2 separate regions of the Homo sapiens genome follow, and region 1 is linked to region 2. The links are chromatin loops, found by intact Hi-C in ENCODE. Cell type or tissue: mammary epithelial cell. All regions are shown on one strand. Each heading gives the region's core, and the rest is flanking DNA. Links, peaks and the distances in the headings are about the cores only.

Evidence for each region. A loop is a pair of places that touch in the nucleus more often than their neighbours do. Peaks named below come from ENCODE experiments on the same cell type or tissue, not always from the same donor. Only the 100,000 strongest peaks of a DNase experiment are listed, where the experiment ranks them.
Region 1: it touches region 2 in a loop (20-fold over the local background); 19 of 110 quality-filtered maps call a loop at or near these places.

What each region holds. Positions count from the first base shown.
Region 1 is chrX:17,118,019-17,128,821 of GRCh38, reverse strand. All of the region lies in intron 14 of REPS2 (RALBP1 associated Eps domain containing 2), which reads right to left. Among named protein-coding and RNA genes, the nearest start is that of REPS2, 180 kb to the right of the region's middle. In mammary epithelial cell, for the core only: a CTCF peak has its summit at 7,166 (motif pointing left); no DNase peak of the experiment used is centred there.
Region 2 is chrX:17,684,591-17,695,412 of GRCh38, reverse strand. It overlaps NHS (NHS actin remodeling regulator), which reads right to left. Exons shown (of 9, transcript NM_001291867.2): 2 at 7,519-7,671; 3 at 2,945-3,078. Among named protein-coding and RNA genes, the nearest start is that of SCML1, 47 kb to the left of the region's middle. RefSeq lists a silencer at 5,038-5,097. In mammary epithelial cell, for the core only: a CTCF peak has its summit at 5,099 (motif pointing right); no DNase peak of the experiment used is centred there.

The DNA of each region.
Region 1 (10,803 bases), core at 2,804-10,803, 570 kb after region 2:
TCTAATTTTGCAATGAAAATCCTGGACTTAGACAGTGCTGCCACTCATGATGTGGCAAACTGTCCTGGGTCTTCGACCATTCCCATGGTTGATGGGACAATATGATCCCTGCTGAGCTGACTTCCCAGAAATGGACACAGGTCCAGAGAGGCTAAGCATTTCTATGCATTCATTTATTCAATTACACAGATATTTTTTTCGTACCTCTGGTATGTCAGGGACCATGGTAGGTGCTTGGGACATGGGTACGGGGAGGCCCACTGTAGTAGGTGCTGTGTTGGCCCCACCTGGGTCACCTTTCCCTGGCTGGCACACCATCCCCCAGCTGCTCTGAGTGTTAGCTACTGAGGACTCACAGCCACCCTCTTCTCTAGAGACTTATTCTCAACTAATGGGAGCCTACCTCCCACCCCCACCTCCAGCAGCCTATAATGACTGACTTAGAGAAGGATATAAAAGGCCAGTCCCCTGTCTCAAACAGGGTTAACTCTATTATGCAATTATGTACCAGAATCCTGCCTGTGTGGATCAGGCCAAGGTCAGATTTTATCTGAGACTATATCATTGCTTGGCTCCTTCCCCTTCCCTACTTTTCTTCCCTCTCCTCCTTCTAGGTTTTTTCCTAAAGAGCACTCCTTCAACAAATCACTTTTGAAGAATCCTCATCTCAGGGTTCTGCTTCTAGGGAAGCTGACCTGAGACACTATGCAACGTACTCCCAGGAGAGGGGACTGAAAGCACTCTAGTATGCTCCTCCTTGTTGTCTCTGTTTCTATCTCTATCTCTCACTCTCATATCACTTGTTCTGGAGACAGTCAGCTGCCACATTGTGAGGACACCCAAGCAGTCCTAACAAGGGGTCCATACAGCAAAGAAGTGAGGCCTCCTGCCAACAGCCCTGTGAGTGAGCCATCTTAGAGGTGGATCATCAGCTCCAGTTAAGCCTTCAGATGACTGCAGCCCTGGAAGACATCTTGACAGAAGCCTCATGAGAGGATGTAACCCCGAACCACCCAGCTAAGTCACTCCCAAGTTCCTGACCCAAAGAGACTGTGAGTTCGTAAATGTCAGTTGTTTTAAGTTTCTGGGGGGACAAAAAGGCATCCTGATATATCTAGAATTTGGGGACTTGCAGGGTGGAGGAAGGGTGAGGAGTCAGGAGAAAAATGGGAGAGCTGAAGCTGGAGAAGGGCAGCAGGGGATAACACATGGTTTCCCAGACCTGGTTTGTTCTGGGTCATTTGCTAAACACTCAACACCATCCCCCATTTCCATGCCCTTCTCTATGCCACAGCAGGCAGAAGCCTGGAAATATCTACTCCTTTTCTTAAGTAACTAATTCCTTAAATTAAATCTCTTCCAGTACGAAATACCAGGAGTAGTTTCTGTTTGCCCAACCAGACTGACACACATCCATCCTGAGGATCTGAGCTTATCCTGAGGGCCACAGGGACCACTGAAGGATTTTAAGTAAGGAATCAATCTGACTAGATTTGTATTTTACAAAGGTTATTCTAGATTCAGTGAGTAAAAAGGACTAGAGGTAACTCATATCTGGGGAAAAGGAACCTAATTCGAATGCTGAAAAAGAAAAGATGACGGTCATGTAGGCCAGGTTGGTAGGAATGGGTTCGGGCTGACTTAAGAGCTACCCAGACTGGAAATTGAAGACACCCTTGGCCATTTTTGGAATGTTGTGAGTGCAAGAAAAGATAAGGACACATGGAACCCAGGTTTGGATCCTGGATAATGGGTAAATGGTTGAGAGATAAAGTAGTTTAAAGCAAGAGGCAGGAATGATGGCAGTATGGAAACAGAATAAAATGAGGCAGATTTATCATAAAGCAGTGCTAGAACAACCCATGTATATCTTCTTCTAGTAGCATCTCTGAAAGGGGGTACCAGGAAGCACCAGTTCCATGAATTGTCTAGAGCAGGGATTAGCAAACCTTTCTGTAATGGGCAGATAGTAAATATCTTAGGCTTTGAGGGCCAGACTACCTCTGTAGCCACTCTGCAACTCTCCTGTTGTGCTAAAGCAGCTACAGACAATACGATGAATGGGCACAACTGTGTTCCAATAAACTTTATTTACAAAAAAAAAGTGGTGGGATAGATGAGGCCTATGAGCCATAATTTGTCAGCCCCTGGCCTAGGGGGAAGAAGAATCTACAGATAAGCTTAGGAAACACTGCCTGGTCTATCTCCCTCTTGGAGATTCACTGAGCACACAGAACATTACACACTCTGAAATTCTGAAAGGAAGTCACTTGCCTTTGCGTAGCCCATCAGTTCCCAAATTTATTTGGTTTCATCTCCTTATTCTCATGTAACTTCTATTAACATCCTGAAGAACTAATGTTCTGTGGAACATACTTTGAGAAACATTGACTATAGACTGGATTTTAGAGGAACAAAGGAAGAATATTCTATTTGACTTAATGCCAAACGCCATATTCCACACCTAACCCTTGGGGAGGTGCATTCTCCACTGTGGTTGGCAGATCCAACTCCAGGGGCCCCTGTTGCACTCCCCTCCCCTCTCGCTTTGGCTTAGAGTATGGAGACAGGGTGAGAATGAGGTTGCTGCCTGGCCAGAAGGGGGTCCCTTCTCCCTGCGGTAGCAGCTGTTGCTGCTGCCAACTACTTCTTTGCATGAATTTATTTACAGGGCTCCTTTAAAACCTCTTGGACAAAAACACAATAAAAATAGTTAATTATAATAGTTTAGGCAGATGAACATGACATTAATAAATTATGCATTTTTTAAGGAGTTTAAAACAGTATGTCTCAGATTCCAGTTCCACTGAGGCAGGTTAGCTTTACAAAGGTCCCACTGGTCCCATCTGAGTCCAGGTACTCGTCACACTTATCACCTGGGCCACTGCAAAGACTTCACTGGGTCTTTTTCCAGCCTTCAGTTCTAGTGCACTCTGATCCACCCTGCACACCACTGAGAAATTAATCTGGTAAAGCACCATCTAATCAAAATGCTTTTTCTCAAAGCCCTTCACTGGCTCCCCAAAGCCTATGGCACACAACACAATCCCTCAGCCAGTTAAAGGTCTTCCATCCTCTGGCTCCAATTTACCTCTGCAACATAACTGGGTTAGTTCGCCCATATGGAACCTGCTCCAGGCATATAGGTATTCCCCAAATCTTCAAGCACATCAGAAGTTTCTCCCTAACTTAATTATGTTTGTTCTAGACCCTCTAGCCCAGTGGCTCCCAAATATAACCAGAGCAGGATAATTATCTGGGGAACTTTTTATAAATTCAGATTTGTAGATGCTATTCCAGACTTCCCTCATCAGAATCCCTTAGGGATGGGGCATTAGAAACTTATATTTTAACAAGCACCCTAAGTGATTTTTATGTAGCCAGCCCAGATCAACTGGGAACCACTGATGGTCCAAACTCTTCATTTAAGAGATGAGAAAACCAAGTCTCCAAGGCCCTAGTCTGGGCAAGGCCACAGGTGCTCTTGCAAAACTAACTAGGCTTCTTAATTGTTTTCTCATCCATTCATCATAGAGGGAATGGGGGTATATGCCACATGGTTCTATAGATAAATATTTGCAGCTGGGCAAAATCTTCAGCAGTAAGATTTTGTTTAAAAGTCAAATTTGCAACCAAAAAAAAAGTCAAATCCCACTTAAAAAATAGTCTGGCCGGGCATGGTGGCTCACGCTAGTAATCCCAGCACTTTGGGAGGTGGATCACTTGACACCAGGAGTTTGAGACCAGCCTACCAACATGATGAAACCCCGTCTCTACTAAAAATACAAAAATTAGCTGGGCGTAGTGACACGCTCCTGTAATCCCAGCTATTCAGGAGGCTGAGGCACGAAAATCACTTGAACCCGGGAGGCGGAGGTTGCAGTGAGCTGAAATCTCGCTACTGCACTCCACATTCCAGCCTGGGTGACAGAGCAAGACTCTGTCTCAAAAAAAAAAAAAAAAAAGAAGTCCATCTGTAGAACTTTGCCAAGGTGTGGATAATAGGTAACTTTTTTTTTTTTAGGTTTGCAATATTGGCAGGTCAGAAAAACGAACTCAGGCTTTATCATCCAAGGATCCAGGTGGATTCCAAGAATGGGGATCACAAAGGCAGCAGCTAAATTCTAGGCAGACAAGAAGACAATCCTGCTGCTGCCTCCAGGGCCTTTCCAGCATTCTGTCAGTATTCTAAATGTCATTTGGTGCCTAGTTTTCACCTGTCCCCCATCTCCGCTAGGCAAGAACACAACAGAAAGCCATTTGCTAAACCCAGTCACAGAAGATGTAGAACCAATGGCCCAGCACACCACTGTTCCACCCCATCATTCCCCAACCAGGCTCAGAGAGAGGGGTAAATAGAGCCTCAAGAAGGTCCAAGAGACTGAATTCTCAGCAAGAATGATTACCAAAATCCATGACTCAAGTCACCTGTGAGAGACAGAACATGATAAACGAATGGTAAGCACCTGGAGGGCAGGATCTGTCTTGCTTCCCTATCATTTTCTTGATACCTAAGCTGCATGCCAGCAAACAACAGGTCCTCTAATCAATGTGTGGAATAAGCCAGCAATGAACCCAATACTGTTTCATGTTCCACTGGAGAAGAGGTCAGTAATTCATTCCTTGGTAACTGCACCCACAGAGCACAGAACAGTTACAGGATATAGGCTCTGGAGTCAAACCCAGGCTTTGCAGTTGCTCATTGTGTGAGCTGGTCACATGCTTAGTCTCTCTGAGCTGCAATTTCTTCATCTGCAAAGTGGGATAATTCACCTAACTCACAATATTGTGAAGATTAAGCAAAATATCTGTCTAGTGTGCTAAGCACAATTACACAGTAACTGTTTGACAACAGCAGCTACTATTATCATTAGGATTAAAATTATGATTGGTTTCCCAGGCATAGTTCCTCCTACTGCAAGCAGCAGCCAATCCAACATAAGGGCATTTTCCTCCTTGCCAAACAGATGAAAACCTAGGCTGAGAAAATGCTGGCTCCAATTTAGAATATAAGCAGATCCCACAAAGCAGGCTATCCACAGTCTAAATCTGTGCCACTGGATATTACCGCTACTAATATTGGGGGGAGAAAATTTTAAAAATAAAAGCCCGGTCAGACTTTCATGTTTCACGGCTGCTTTAACATGGATATCTCAGGCAGTGTGCAGTGAACATCTCTGGTGGGCACCCCCCTCGGTAGACCAATCCAACACTGGAGACACTCAGGAAAACACTGACAGAGGGGCTCAGGAACAACTTTGGTGAAAGTGGGTACCAGTGACTATAATGGGCAACTAGTTGCTGGATTCAAGAGTCACATGGCAGAATGCCTTGGGGATTCTTGGAACCCATTAGATTATGGACAACATCCATGAGACAGACTTACTGTTACAACTAAAGGACTATGAGCACTTTATTTTGGTCTAAAAGACAAATATTTTGACCATGACCTGGGTTTTGTTCTTCTATGTCCAATTTCTAGTAATGGAACAGAAATCTGAGTCAAGTCTGAACTGTACTCTCTATATCACATACCTAAAGCCATATTATAACACCATCTGCAGAGTCAACAACATGAGCCTCACAGGTAAGGTGATCTAAAGCAGGATTCTCTAGAGACTCACGCTCCCCAGGGATGAGGTTGAAGAAAGATGCCCCATGCATGCCTCTTGCCAAACCAAAGAGACCCTTAGTAAAACAGGCACCCACCAGCAGCACAATTGAAAGGCACTTCATTATGAGGCCTTTAGAAATTCTTTCTGTTGGGCCCCAATCTCTGACATATATAGGCCTGGCAATAATAACAAATGTATATACAAATTTCAAAATGCCTCAGAGCCCTGGCCTATGAACCGATATTTTATCACACTTACAATCTGAATTCCTTTCCTGGTTTCTTTGCTCTGTGTATCAGTGTGATGGAGTATTAGAGTAACATCCTTTCCGACTTACTGATAGTTCACACTTAGACTGTGATAAATGTCCCCTTTTGGGTTGACATAGCCCTTCCTGCATGAGCCATGTCCATCAGAATAATGTGGCTTTAAAATTTTTCAATTAGAAATAGCTGGCCAGAAAGGGAGCTATAAAAATTATGTTAAGAGTTAGGAACCATCCATAAAATAAATTCAGCATTGATGAGGACATGGAACTGGAGTGGGAACACCATTAATGGAGTGTAAATCAGTACAAACACTTCGTAAAACTGTTTGGCAGTACCTACTAAAGCTGAACATATGCCTACACCATGACCTAGAAATTCTACTCTTAGGTATATATCCAAGAGAAATGAAAACACTCATCCACTCAACAACTTGGATACGAGTGTTCACAGCAGCACTATTCATAATTGCCCAAATCTGAAAAGTACAAAAATGTCCATCAATAGTAGAAAACAGTGTTATATTTGCACATACAATGGAATACTATACAGCAATGATCTCAATTACACACAACAGTATGAATAAATCACACAAACATCATTTAATAAAAAGCCAGACACAGAGTATATACCGCATAATTCCACTTATATAAAGTAGAACACAAGTCAAACTAATTTATGCTGTTAGAAGTCAGAATAGTGGTAACCCTAAGAATAAGAGATAGCGACTGGAAAACAGCACAAGGAGGGCTTCTGGGGTGCTAGTAATATTCTGTTTCTTGATTTGGGTGCTGATTATATGCATGTGTTCTGCTTGTGAAAATTGAGTTGCACATTAAATGTGCAGCTTGCTTTTCTATATGCAATTATACTTCAATAAAAAGTGTTTTGGGCCAGGCACAGTGGCTCACGCCTGTAATCCTAGCACTTTGGGAGGCCGAGGTGGGCAGATCAACTCAGGTCAGGAGTTTGAGACCAGCCTGGCCAACATGGCAAAACCCCATCTCTACTAAAATACAAAAATTATCTGGGTGTGGTGGCACATGCCTGTAGTCCCAGCTACTCGGAAGGCTGAGGCAGGAAAATTACTTGAACCCGGGAAGTGGAGGTTGCAGTGAGCTAAATTGCTTGAACCCGGGAAGCGGAGGTTGCAGTGAGCTGAGATCATGCCACTGCACTCCAGCCTGGGCGACAGAGTGAGACTCCGTCTCAAAAAAAAAAAAGTTTTAAAAATCCAGTAGAGCCGATTTCCTGTAATGTCCTTAAAGTGCCACCTAGTGGCACAAGTTAAACATAAACAAGAGGGAAGTTTTGCCCCTAGCAACTTCAAAAATATGGCCCCATTTCTAATAGCACATTCTGGGATTGGGCTAAAACAGTGCCCTAGACTAAAATCACTGGCATGATACATAAAGAAAAAAAGCTCTTGTTGCCTGGCACGTAGAATCCTGACACAAGGATTCAGAGGCAAGGGAAGCTGTCTACCACAGAGCATGCTAGTGTTAGTGAGCCGATGGTACACATCTCTTCCCAGCTCCACTTGCAGTCAGCATGGTGGGAGCATTCACAACACAGACAGCAACAACGGCTGCAAATTGGGGCTTTCCCCCACCCCGCAGGGGAGAAGGTTTACCAACACACCACTGGGTGATACTTACAAAATTTGATGGGCAGAGCAGGGTATTTAGGAGGAAGTTGGGGAGAAAAATTCCTTCACCCCATTTTCTCTGGACAGGCTTGTTTTCTTCTTCCTCTCCTTCAAGGATGAAGGAGTCTGGCTTCTTTTAATTATCTTGCGAAACAGAGTTGGGGAGGCCTACCCACTGCAAGCCTTTGAAGCTGCCAGTTGTATAAAAGATACTGCTCAGAATTTTGCTAGTAAAGTCTGAAAGACAGATCATCTCGGTCAAAGGTCCTCAAGGAAAAATCAGAAACCACAGACACGGGCATATGATCCTTGAGATAAGAGCAGGAGGGTTAAAGGCTGATGGGGAGGCCTATCCACCTGTCCACTGGTTCTTCTCATTGCCATTCTTTTGATCTATGGCAGGATTCTCAAGACTCATGTTCCCCGATGGAAAAGGTTGAAGATGCGCTATGCGTGCCTCTTGCCAATTGATTCTCCTTCACATTTCCATTATTTATAGAAACAGGTGACCATCTGGATTTGGCCTGTAGGCTATAGTTTGCCAACCCCTGACATAGGCAGAGAGACAGCCCATGAAAGGTCACAGATGAGGGTAACAATGTGCTTTGACTGCAAGTGCTTTAGCGAGCCACTTCAGCACTCATTCTGGGCTGGTTGCAACTAATTTCTAGCTATCTGGAGTCTGTTCTGTGTTTGCCAACTAGACCCCACCTCTGTTTCACTAGGCCTGTGGTGATGATAATTATAACAGCTAAATGTTATTGAGGGTTGACTATGGCACCAGGCATCATTCTAAGTGCTTTAGAGATCTTCACTCATTTAATCATCATAACCCTATGAAAATGGATACTACCATGATCCCCATTTTACAGATGATGAAATTGAGGCACAGAGAGACTAACTTGCCCAAAGTCACAAAGCCAGTAAGAGGCAGATAGGATTTGAAACCCCAAGCCCATGCTCTTAAATCCTCTGTCAAGCTGCCTCCCTGAGCCCAACCCCTGGTTGTCCTCCATTGTCCTTTCCCATTAGCACAGTAGCACATTTGGGCATCCTCCCAATCCACATCTGCTCCTCCCCTGACCCCCTCAGGAGTGCTTCCTTAAAGTCACAGTGTGGGCCGTGCACAGTGGCTCACGCCTGTAATCCCAACACTTTGGGAGGCCAAGGCAGGTGGATCACAAGGTCAGGAGTTCCAGACCAGCCTGGCCAACATGGTGAAACCCTATCTCTACTAAAAATACAAAAATTAGCCGGACGTGGTGGCATGTGCCTGTAATCCCAGCTACTCGGGAGGCTAAGGCAGGAGAATTGCTTGAACCTGGGAGGCGGAGGTTGCAGCGAGCCAGAATCGCGCCACTGCACTCTAGCCTGGGCAACGGAGCAAGACTCTTTCTCAAAAAAAAAAAAAAAAAAAAAAAAAAGTCACAGTGCGATAGGGGACAGCAGAGAAGAGAAATGAGGATTCCATTGCTCAGAAACCTAGAAAACCACCATAACTGAGCCCCCCAGGGGAAAACTGGGCTATATTGGTAGTTATTAGAAACATGGTGACCAGTTTATTGCTTACAACCTGTGTCAATAAAGCATTAAGAAATGGGTTTAAATGAGACACACAGAAAATGACTCAGTTGTAAGAACCATGAGAGACTATAGAATAGATAGTGTTGGGCATGACTGCTGTGAGAGGGTGACGCAGGATAAAGGAACTACAGGATAAGGATCACATCACAATCTTTGTGCTCCTATAGTTCTCAGCAAACTGTGGGCCTACAGTGAGCACATTCCGTTAACATCTGATGAAATGATTAGATGAATTTATGGCATCTTCCAGAAGAATGATACCAGCAGAGTGAGCTTTATATAACAATAGCATGGGCATAATATAATGAGGAAGAACCTAAGAAAGAAAACAAGTCACCAGAAGTGAGTTAAAGCTAATTTTTAACTAGTTCCATGAAATAAAATGTGTCCCTGACAAAGATAGTGTGTCAGTTTGATTGTTAATAAAATAATTGTGAGACGTGGTTTCACAGCACAGCATAGTAGTATAGTAGGAGCTGGTACACTGGGGCTAAATAGCCAAGGTAGGAATCATAGCCTTAACTCTTTCTTTCTGTCACTGACCTCAAGCAAGTTGCTGAGGTTCTCTGTGCCTTGTTTACTTATCTGCAATGTTAGGATAGCAATAGAACCCACTGCACGTGGTTGTTGTGAGGCTTAAATGAGTTAATATTTGTAAAGCATCTAGAAGAGCATCGGGCACTCTGTTGAAGTGCTTGATAAATTAATAAAATACATGAAGAATCGCAAAGCCTCTATGGTTTGTGTACTCTTAAAATCAATTTTGAAATGCATAAATAATTATTTATTATGCAAAAGTTCTCTTTCTGTTCCCTTTTAGGGGGTAGAATAAGGGTTACCCTTGGCCTTTTGCTACATCAAATATGTCCCACAGACCAAATGTGAAGGCCATTTTGGCTAAGATGAATGTAAGTCTGCACTGGGGAAGGCACTTTAAAAATAAGCATTTGAGATTAATGTAGGAAAGAGTTCACATTTAGAAAATTATTGGTGGGCACAGAGTGTAGAAATTTAATCAACTTTTACTTAGCAGATCTACAGTTAATTTTTGTGATGTATAATGAATGATTTTTCTCTCTCTACATGCTTATTAAATTTCTAGCACTTCCCCAGAAACCTTTTCCAGCCCTTTTCTTCTACAGCAGGCTGGCTTACTTACCAACTGCGAGGCCCAAGTAGTTAACTTCTGCTCTCTGAATCTCAACTTCCCCTTACATAAAATGATATGCAATGACAGATGTGAGAGTGTTAGCATGAACTGTTAAAATTTAAAAGACTCAGTCCCACTCAGAAGCAAGATAAAGGTCTCTGTGGGGCCAAATCACAAAGTGGTAGGTCAGGCAGAGGGTGCAGAAGCAGGCAGAGGGTGCAGAAGCAGACAGAGGCAGCTGAGAGTTCCTAATAACAGGGATTTAAATGTCCCACATGAATCATTAAAAAGTCAGGAAACGGCCGGGCGCGGTGGCTCACGCCTGTAATCCCAGCACTTTGGGAGGCCGAGGCGGGCGGATCACGAGGTCAGGAGATCGAGACCATCCCGGCTAAAATGGTGAAACCCCGTCTCTACTAAAAATACAAAAAATTAGCCGGGCGTAGTGGCAGGCGCCTGTAGTCCCAGCTACTTGGGAGGCTGAGGCAGGAGAATGGCGTGAACCCGGGAGGCGGAGCTTGCAGTGAGCCGAGATCCCGC
Region 2 (10,822 bases), core at 1,909-9,908:
AATATTCTTCTCTAACACTATTTTTGATATTGTATTCTATCCTATAGTTATATTAGTATTCATTAAACTAAGTCCCTATTGTTAGACATTTGGGATATTTGTGATTAACTTTCCCATTGTAAACAGTGCTTTGATGAACACCCTAGTGAATAAATCTTTGCATACACTGATTATTGCCTTGGGGTGAATTCCTAGATGTAAAATTGCTGGATCAAAGTTATGAATATTTAGAGTTTTGCCCTCTAGAAAGAGTGTAACAATTTATACTTCCTCTAGTCTTATATGTGAGTATATGTTATAGGCTTTTCATTTGATGGTAAGAATTTTATTGTAAACGATTTTGAATATAGACTCACATTCAGGTATTTTAGGCACTGTGCTAGGCACTTGCACAAATACATATACATAGTTTAATCTTATTTCTAAAACATCATATTTAGCCTCCTTAACAACCTTGTAAAGTTGATATTATCCCCATTTTACAGATAAAGAGACTGGGAGTCAGAAAGATACAATAGCTTTTTCCAAGTCACACATCCAAAAAGTTGTAGTGCTGGGATTTAAACACGGTTGGACCTATGATCTTATCACCATATTATAGATACTTCAGGGAATTGATTGGCTAATAATAATAATAACATCTGATGTTTATGTAGTGCTTATGTATGAGGTACTGTTTACATGTATTACCACGTTCAATTCTCATGCCAAGGCTATGAGGTACTATCTACTTCTATCCCCAAGACACTGAAATGACTAACTTGCCAGGGTCATACAGCTCGCAAGTGGTAGAGCTGGTATTCAAAGTCAGGCAGTTTAGCTTCATGGTCCATGCCATTAATGACCAAGGTACAGTACAATAGCCTGCAGAGTTGCAGAAGACTGTATGTCAATCTCATTATGAATGCTTTCTTAAAGGAAGAAAAGCATGCCTTCACCAAATCTCAAACATGAAAGGAGAGTTGTCTAAGAAAATGTGTCTATCCAGCAATTTGACTACAAATTTCCTGTCTCTATACCTGCAGCCATTTGTCTTTCAGCAATATACAGTCTTGTGAGCTTGAACTATGTTCTATCCAGGCCTAAGGGATATAACTCAAATGAAAATCTTCTAATCCTTGTAGTGACCCAAACTCTTGAACAAATAAAACAGTTAAAATTACTTAGAAATACTAAGTATTATCATTTGGGATGGACAAACTTACTGAAGTTTACCTAAGTGTAATCCATAGTCTTCTCTTATTGATGTTTGTTGGGTAAGTAAATGATGTACTCTCGTTGCTATTCGTCATTTTAAGCCTTTTCCTATAGTCTTACTTTAGTATTTAGACATTATTAAAAATTATGCAGATCATGAGAAAGGGTTATATTTTTATGTAATTTCTGTAAATGCTCAAAATTCTTCTCTTTCACCTCCCCCTTCCAAGAAAACCAACTTAATTAGCCATAAAACATGTTATAATGAATGGGAAAATATTTTAGCATTTTTATGCAGAAAATGCCTCATTAAAAGCAAATGCCTCAGCAAGCAGATTTGAGCTGCTTAAGAACTTCTGCTTTATGACAAATCACTAGCATGTGAAACTGCTCTATCTGAAGAACTAGAAAGCCCTAAGAGGCCCTTGTCTCCTTTTCTTATCCTTGGGCTGCAGTGCAGCAATGTAGTAAGTGCAACACGGCGCTCAGTGTGCACTTGATGAGCACTGAAGGACCTGCCTGCAGTCCAGCTACAAATAGGAAAAATGTTTTTATATTTTGTCCATTATCACTCAAGGTCTTATCTGGATGTTATATCATGTGGGTTCATTTAGATAAAGTCTGTTTTTGGCTGGATATTTGGCACCATGTGACCCAAATATTTTGCATCTCTCTTGCATATTGTAAAAGCCGTAAGAGTGCACAATTTAGAGTCATACACGCAATTTTAATTTCTAATAAAAACCTTAACTCGTACCCACACTATTGTAACTTCTTTAGACTTTGGGTCTTGAACCAGAATGACAAGACAGCAGGAATGCAGACATTCAGACAGGCAGTGTGGGCTGATTTGGTCACAAAAGCCATAGTCCCTCACTTCAATGATGCCTGCTCAGAGGCACAAAGTGCTCAGTTGTCCCCACTGAGGCCCCAGAAGGCACATCTGCGGTGATGTGTTTGTAGTGGCTGCTGATAGTATTTGCAGGTGTTTTGAGATGGGCTCAGCTTCATCATCTGTGACCCATGCTTGAGGGCTTGGGCTGAGTTACAGCCACATCCATCTGGTCAGGGCTGAAAGCCCCAGAGGCGATGACGTCACCATGGTATTAAGTTACCCTGGAGAACTAGCCTCCTTTGGAGAATGGGAAAGCATGAAATGATGACATGATTACTCTTCAAATGGTAATTTTTCGTATCACTTAAGTTCTTTACCAGTTCACCCCACCAAGTCAGCCATGCTGTCACTTTACCAGTAATAACAGTAGTGGCAGCTGTGGTTAACATTTCTTGAGGTCTTACTCTGTATCAGTCAGTCATTGGGCTAAGCACTTTACATGCCTTATCTCATTTAATCCTCTAGCCCTATAAACCAGGTACTATTAATATCCCTATATTACAGATGAGGGAACTGAGGGCAAAGAACATAAGTAACCTATCCTGAATCCTTCAGCTTGCAAGCAGAAGAACCGAGGTTTGAAGTATGTATTTTTTTTCCTGATTTTAGTCTGTAATTATTCTTGCTTTACTGCATTGTGCTACCAGTTAACTAAAAAATATGTCTGTATTCCAAAAAAGAGGCGTTTCTTTCAGGAATGAAAGGAAGGGAAATTAATTTGTTCCCAAATGCCCATGATTTGAGCTCTTAGCCAGCCCAGCCTCTCTCACTGGGAGGCAGGAAACTGACTCCCAGACAAACTGATGTTTCCTCAGCAGCAAGCATAGGGCTGCAGGTGGCCACCAAACTTACCGTTAAAAAGTGACGGTCCTTAAACTCACGCCTCCTCTGGCTGTGAGCTGGAGGGTAGGCTGGCAGTGGAGGAGCTGCAATGGAAAGGGGGGCAGCTGCTCTTTGCTCTCGGCGATCGCTCCGGCTCCGGTGTTCTGAGAAGGAGAAAAAGCAGTAATACTGAAATACACTTGGCATTTTCAATTTCTCTTTTCCCCTTGGGAGTGTTAGCAAAAGGCTGTAAAAAAAAAAAAAAGTGAGTTTTCATTACTTTAGCTAATTTGAATACCAAATAAGATTTTCAGAATGGTTTTTAATTGAACTTTCACTTACTATTAATATGAAATTGGATGCATACATTTCAGTGGATCCATCTCATAATCTGTACAAGAGGGCTCACTTCTGAGTTCAGTGTGACTTATTTCAAAACAACATAAGCAACAACAACAACAACAACAAAAGTTGAGAACATAGTGGAAGATTTGCTGCCATCAGTACTGGAGTGGAAAGTAGGCACAGACAAAACAGAGCTGCCCGGCCCACCCACTGGGTACGGGAGCTGGCTGTCACTGGCTCAGGGGAGCTGATTGCTACATATTCAGGAATTTGTGTGAGTCCATTTTTCAACTGTTGGTACCTGGAAATAACTCATGTTGGGAGTATTTACATCACATGTTTGCTGAGTGACTGAGAGTGAATTTATGCTTTCATTAAAGTCTAGTCTTTTAAAATTAGAATGTATTACATTTCTCTGTATTTCGAATGGGCTGTGGTGGGTGCCTTTACTGCCATGCGCTTTTCTAGGTCCTGTTACTTGTTTCTGACAGGCCTGCCCAATGCTGGCTCCATTTTCTTTGCCCCATTCAATGTGCTGCCCCCTAAACTAGGAACTGAGCACTCTTGAACTTTCTGATTCTATCCATGTCTGACTTGGCTGTCCGTGTGCCTCGCTGCCTGAACGTAGTGTCTGTGTCTAGAAGATGTGATAGTATTCCCCATCTCCCTTTGCTTGGGATTCTTCTGACAAATGTTGGCTCCCATAAGCAATCAGAGCAAAGTCTTCAAAACCATGTAGGTAGTCTTTGCTAAACTGCCTCCAAAGTCAATGTTTATCCGAAGGCTGTTTAAGATAAATGTCTTCCTTGTTAAAGTGCCCACCTCCAATGCCACCATCATTATGCAAGCAAACAGTGGGCTTTTCTAAATGGGTAACACAAGGAAAAGTGTTTACATTCTTAAATCCGTACAGAAGAGTCACTTACAGGTGTTACTGGTTAGGAAGAAGTGAAAGGAGGGGAGTAGTTGGAAGGGAGACATCAACTCAATTTTCCATTCAATCGCTCCCCTCCTACACAATCTTAAACATATATCTTTCTTTGCTCTAGGCTGGGAGTAGGCAGGCTAGATTAATGGCTCCCTAATAATACCTTTTTCTGGTGCTGAGGTAGGGAGAACATTAGTCCACTACAGCCTGAAACTGCAGTGGAATCTTGCTCCTTATTCCCTTAGACCAATGAAACTTATGCTGCAGCCTCCAACTTGAAAGGAAAGGAAATATAAAATATAATTATCTATTTATAGTTGCTTATGAATCTCTCTCTCCATGATTTATGAACATAAATGATAGCATCACATAAAGCCATTACTGGCTCTGAGCATTAAAGAATTACTAAGGGGGAAAAAAAGTAATCAGAGCCTAAATAACTTGAAATACATGTAGATGCTACATCCTCCACAAAACCCTCCCTGAAGCTCTATGAAATGACTTGGTACATTTCTTCTTAGCCTCCCTATCACTGTATTGAAATTACCTGGTTACTTGTCTGTCTCTCCACTAGACCAGGGATTCCTTGTGGGCAGCATACGTTATTGCTTTTTGACTCTTAGGTTCTACAACACTCCCTTGCCTTCAATAAAATTTGTTGGGGGGTTTGCTATCAAGCAGATCTTGAAGGCAGCCAATTTCTAGGTTTTAATCTTGGTCCTCCAGCTCTCTCCTTACAGTCTCACCTCCAAAAGAAGCACAGAGCTGCTGTCACCACAGCCTCATTTGTCTGTGTTTCATTATCCACTCCCTCATGGTGGAAGCAAGGCTATTCCAGCTGTCCAAATAGAGAACCTACAGGGATGCTCACTGCAGCATTTGCTGAGCATGGCAGTTGTCTGATAGGTCAGTATTATTCATGGCCACCAGATGGCAGAAGCAGATTATGCTGATGAATACAGCAGTATGCTATTGTGTTTCTTGGACAAGGTTAAAAAAAAAGTCACTTTCTAATTTTAATTCTACACTGCATGTTTTTAATTCCATGATGGCTATAATTCTTGTTTATGGCTCTCTGCAGTGCTATTAAAACTACTACACCCAAGATATGCTATTGAGCCAACCGCAAAACAAGCCAGTCTGTGGAGGGTAAAACGCATCTCCACAGTCTTCCTTCCAAACCCCAGGAGGCCCCACATCCCTCTCTCACCGCCCCACAGGAGGAAGTTCAGAGAAAATTGATATCGGCACTTGCTGTTCTTCAGTTCTGCTTTAAGTCTAAACCTGACAAAGCAGTGAAATGTGATAGTTTACGAGCAGCTTGGTGTTATCTGGTGGAATCCATAAAATCCTAATCAGGGATGACTTATTAATAAAATAAAGGGATAAAAATAATTATACCTAAAGGGCTAATGTTACCCAAGATTTCTAATGATGGGACCTGAGAAAGGATTTGGTGAGAACGATCAGATTCCTTTATAGTCATCCTGTGCCCTCAATGTTCAACCAGTTTTTTGCAAAACTTGATTCAGTTCCACAAATGTTCATTGAGGACCTACTATATGTCAGCTTCATGCTAAGTGCTTTGAATAAAATAAATTAATAAGATATCATCCTTGCCCTTGAGTTGCTCATAGATTAATGGCTTATTAGTGGTTGGTTGGTAAAACAGGCCCATAGTGGTTGATTATAAGATTCTAAGTGGCAGGATGGGAGGATGCACAGGATATTATGGGAAGGGTGCCTAATCCAGGCTGCAAAGGAATGGCAAGTGTGGAAAGAAAGATTTTCAGAAGGTGGCTTAAGTTAAAAAAGAACTTCTTAGCCAACTATAAAATTGAAGTGAATGGTAAGTATGCCAAAGATGCTTCTACAGGATACTGATCATCACTCTTCATTGTAAGTGTCACAATGTCTTCCCCTAATAACCAAGGAAAATTTTTAGAAACAATTGCTTTAGGGATATTAGGAGGTTAGCTCTTTCATTAAAAGGAAAAAAAGATGAGGAAGGGAAAAAAGATGAGGAGGGAAAAAAGATGATAATTGAAGGCAACAAACTATTGAAGATAAGGATGGGGAAAAGGCAGGAGTTATACAAATGTGGAATAAATAAGATGAAAACAATATCACCATTTTGTTTCTCCACTTTGATAATGACATTAAAATATTTTACTTGCATTTTAATACTTTTGCAAAATGCCATTTCTTAAAAGAGTGTAGGGAATTTGGAAGAAAGACATTGAATGTGTAGACACCATCTATCTCCATAGCAAGAATCTAAAGGCCAAAAAAAGCTGACATGTCCCCTTCTGATACCCAATTTAGGGGGCTCTAAAACAATGAAGCTACTTTTTATTCCCCTTGTCCTAATTAGAATGGTTTTAAGGCACTGAAAAGCAACCAGTGTAAGAAAAAACTGTATTCCTATTTTGACTGCTATGAGCCTATCTCTAGCTTTCTCAGGACTGTGAGAGACATGTAAACATCAGTACCTATTTCCATGAGACACAGTGTATGGCAAGGAGGAAAAGAGCTCTGGCAGGCATTTCAGAGGCTTAGGTTGGGTCCTGGTACCACACCTAACCTGCTATGTGTGACCCTGAGCAAGTTTCCTCACCTTTCTAGGCCTCCGCGTGTCCCACTAAAGAATGGGGGCATTAGACCGATCACTGGTTCTCAAGAGAAGCAGAAGAGCCCTCTAGGGGATCATTCTAATTGTTACAATGATTGGATGGGAGCCAAAGATGACAGCCATCCCATAATGCAGAGGATGGTCAATGAAAATGTGTCCCAGGTCTCACACAATTTTAAATGTTCCATCAGAATCTCTTATAGGGGAAAAACCTAGTGCCTATTTATGAGTCAAGCCAAATTCCCTTTTCATTCTAATCCAAAGTATTTATTTTTTGCCCATATCTAATATATACTGAATGTACCAGTTTTTATGGTCATGCCCTCCTGCCCCTCGGAATAGTTTCTGAAGGTCTGTACTTAATCCAGACTTGCTTTTGACAAGTGCAGACATCTGACTGCTTCATGATGTCTTCTAGTGAGGTCATGCCTGAGCATTTGCATATTGAAATAGATATTATTATCAATAATTTCCTTTTAATTTCTCTTTATTATCATATTTAGACCATAATATTATTTTTTCTTATGTGTATGGGTTGGGCATATTACCCATGGATTTCATTTCAGGGTAGAAACGGGAGCATTTCAAAGTACTTGCTATAATAAGGGGGTGTGTTGGGGCTGATGGGACAGAGGACACCTGGATGGGACAACCTCCGAGTTGTCTCCCGCAAAAGCCCCCAAGCCCAGGATCTGTCACCTCTGCGCAGGGCTTGCAGGCTCTGCCGGGCGTGGCGGTGCAGCTCCTCCACGCAGGGTGGCCTTGTGGCTGGGAGGAAGATGTTGCGCTGCTGGTGCCACGGGGCGCGGTAGTACACACTCAGCTTACTCTCTATGTCCAGGTTGGAGACGGCTGCAAGACAAGAAACAGGGCGTTGTCCATCAGTGGCTTTAAGTTGTGCTTTTGGCCAACCCTGGGGTGGGGAAGAGGACAGGAGTAAAGTCTGGGTGGAGTGGAAGTCCAGACTACTGCATTCACATTAAGAACTAACTCAAGGCCGGAGAAAGGTTTGGCATTTATGATACTGATAGGGACAACTTTTGCCCCTGAGCCGAGGCACGGGAGGCTCCAAGACACCAACCGTCTACCTATGACTAGCTAATTTCCTCTCCGTACCTTCATTCCTCACCCTTGGCACAGTCGCTCATCAACACTGACAAGCCCCTGGCTAGCCTGCTTGGGGGTGGAGATGGGGGTCCTGTTTCTGAAAAATGTGGAGGAAAGCCTCAGAGATGAATGGAAAGGCTGCCTCAGCTCCAGCCTTCTGGCCGCAGGGCCTCAGAGCTGTAGTTCTGCACGCCGCCCCTGCTGTCCACCTGAACTTCGGCCTATACCTTGCCCTGCCTCTGTCCCTTGTGGTCCCGTCCCCAAGGTATCCTTATCATGCCCTACACCTACCGGCTCCATTGCCTGTCATCTTTCAAAGCATTGCTCTTCCTTGGTTTCACCCAGGGGTGAGCATACGCATTAAAGAAACCATCATAGAGGTAATGAGTATTAAGGGAGGGAAACTGCAGATGCAAGATGAGTTTTTGCAACTCATCCAAGAGATCAAGGAAGGAAGGCTTCCTTCCCCCAAACACAGCATTTAACTCACTCTCATCTTCTTCATGTACACAGGGATCCTAGGATGGAACTCTCCATGAGTTAAACAGAAATTCTGCTGGAAGCAGATGTTAGGAACCAGGAGGATTTTTACTAAGAAATGGCTGCAAAGAGGACCTCACAAGCACCTGGGTAGCCTGTCAGCCTCGGGAATGGCATGAACTGGCCCAGTCTGCTTTACCCTCCAGACACACTATCCAGATCCAGACTCCTGTCCTGGGCCCACCCTGCTCCCCCCACCTCCCAGTCTCATCTCTTTCCACTCTGGTTCAGTAATGGGGGATTGACTGAGAAATCAGGCTCTCCCTGCATGCAAAAGTCAACTCCTACCCAATGGGGCAGAGGTCGTTACCAAACCCAACAGAGAGGACCATGAATTCATGTGCTCATGACAGCTGGGAGAAGGGACAGAACAGAAAGCATGTCTGTGGAAAGAATGGGCAAGAAGCCAGGTGGGCAGTCCTAGAAGTAGAGGGGCTTCTGAGCACCCCTTCCCTTAGGCTCGTCTTTTCAGGAAGGTGGGAGCCAGGATACAGGGCTGGGCCAAGGTGACTAAGAGGTAGACCAGAAGACTCTTCTAGTCCCTCATTCCCTCAGCACTGCTGACCAGAGGCTTAGGGTGGTAACTTTTGACAGCCCCTCAGAAACCAGGTCAAGTGGCCATGGCTCTTTAATTCTTGTGTGGGGAAAACCTGAGCCCCTCCTATTTATCTTAATGTTCATCTGAAGAAAAGGCTCATCAGAAGTGCTTGTCAAAAACACAGATTCCTGGGCATCAACCTAGACTTTGAATCAGAATTTCCAAAAGAAAGGCCTGGTAATCTATATTACATGAAAAGTTATTTTTATCATCAGGCAGGTTTGAGAAACACAAAATGTCTTCTGATGATGCCTTGGGATCTTGTAGGAGTGAAAGGAGTTGGGCAACATGAGGGAAGGGAAGACGCTGCTGAAAATGGAAACATCCATCCACCCATGGAACATTCCCAAGTAGCTCTTAGTCTCAGGCATGGTGCTAGGTGTTGGAACACAGCACAGAACAAAACACACAGGAATCCCGACCCTCATAAAGCATTTGTTCTCTGGCTTTGTGCAAAATGGTTTAACTGTGATTCTGCCTGGATGAAATAGTTTGGGAGCAATGACACTGGAAGACTTTTCCTATTTTGGTATTATACAGTTCCCTAGGGATGGTCTCAGGCATCAAGACTCTAGAGGCCTTGAACGCCAAAAAGGTTATAGTCCTCACTCCTCCACGTCCACCTTTCTGCAGCAGGTGATCCCAAATTTCAGAATCAATTGGCATATCATAAAATTAGTGTAAAGATGTTCAGCAAATTCTCTTCCCTCATTATTAAATATTAAATATCAAGTTACCTGAAAAAAAAAGCATTTTTTGGTGCCCATGCTTTGCTGATACCCTAAACACATTTCTACTGTGCTTGTTGGGCAAGCCAGTGCTGAGTTCCTGGGCTGCTAAACTCTGCCTGCTGCTTGGGACTGTGAATTCACAGATACAAAGAGTAATGCATGAGTTCCAGCATGGGCAGCCTAGTCATGGCTCCTGGGAAGAACCAACCCTCACAATGACAACCTGCAGGGCCAGGGATCATCACCTTTTTCTTTCCAAAATCTTTTTCTTTCTCCATTGAGAAGCTATATCGGATTTCTGCCACACATTAGCAGGTGAACATTTCACTCATCAGTTGCCACCATCCTGTCTATCTCTTAGACAGGGAAAGGAGGAAAACTCTTTAATGCCTTTGCTCTCAGTGACGTCATTTGGTCACAGAGCATTAACTAGTATTACGTGTCCACTAGAGGCAGGCAGACAGCCACTAATGGAGCTCTTCCAGGGAAAACTGTCCCCCTTTTCCTTCTTTAAAAAATCTATTCCTTTTCCTAAGTAACAGTTCAACCACAGTTGAATCCATTCATTCGTGAGCTGCTCCACTGCCATTGTAAGGCTGCCCTGCATCTTCGGGTTCACCATGCTCCCTTTTCCTCCCTTTTTAACAATCTCACCATGGCTAAGTTATGCAAGATAGCAGGCTTAGTGCCCTAGGAATGTTTGTTCTCATAAAAATGGAACAAAGCAAAGCAAGAAGGTTTTTCCTCTGTTTATTTGCATACGTCCAGGGGCCACTGTGTGATAGGCAGAATTTTAGGATGATTCCCAAGATTCCTGCCTTCTTGTGCACATACCCTGTATAATCCCCTTCCCTTGAGTGTGGGAAGAACCTGTGACTTAGTTACATTACAAGTCGAAAAGGGTTTTACGGTCTGTACTCAATCGACTTGAGTTAATCAAAAGAGAGAGTATAATCCTGAGTTAATACTTAAAAGAGACAAAAAGCAACAGAGATGCTCTCCTATTGGCCTTGAAGAAGCAAACTGT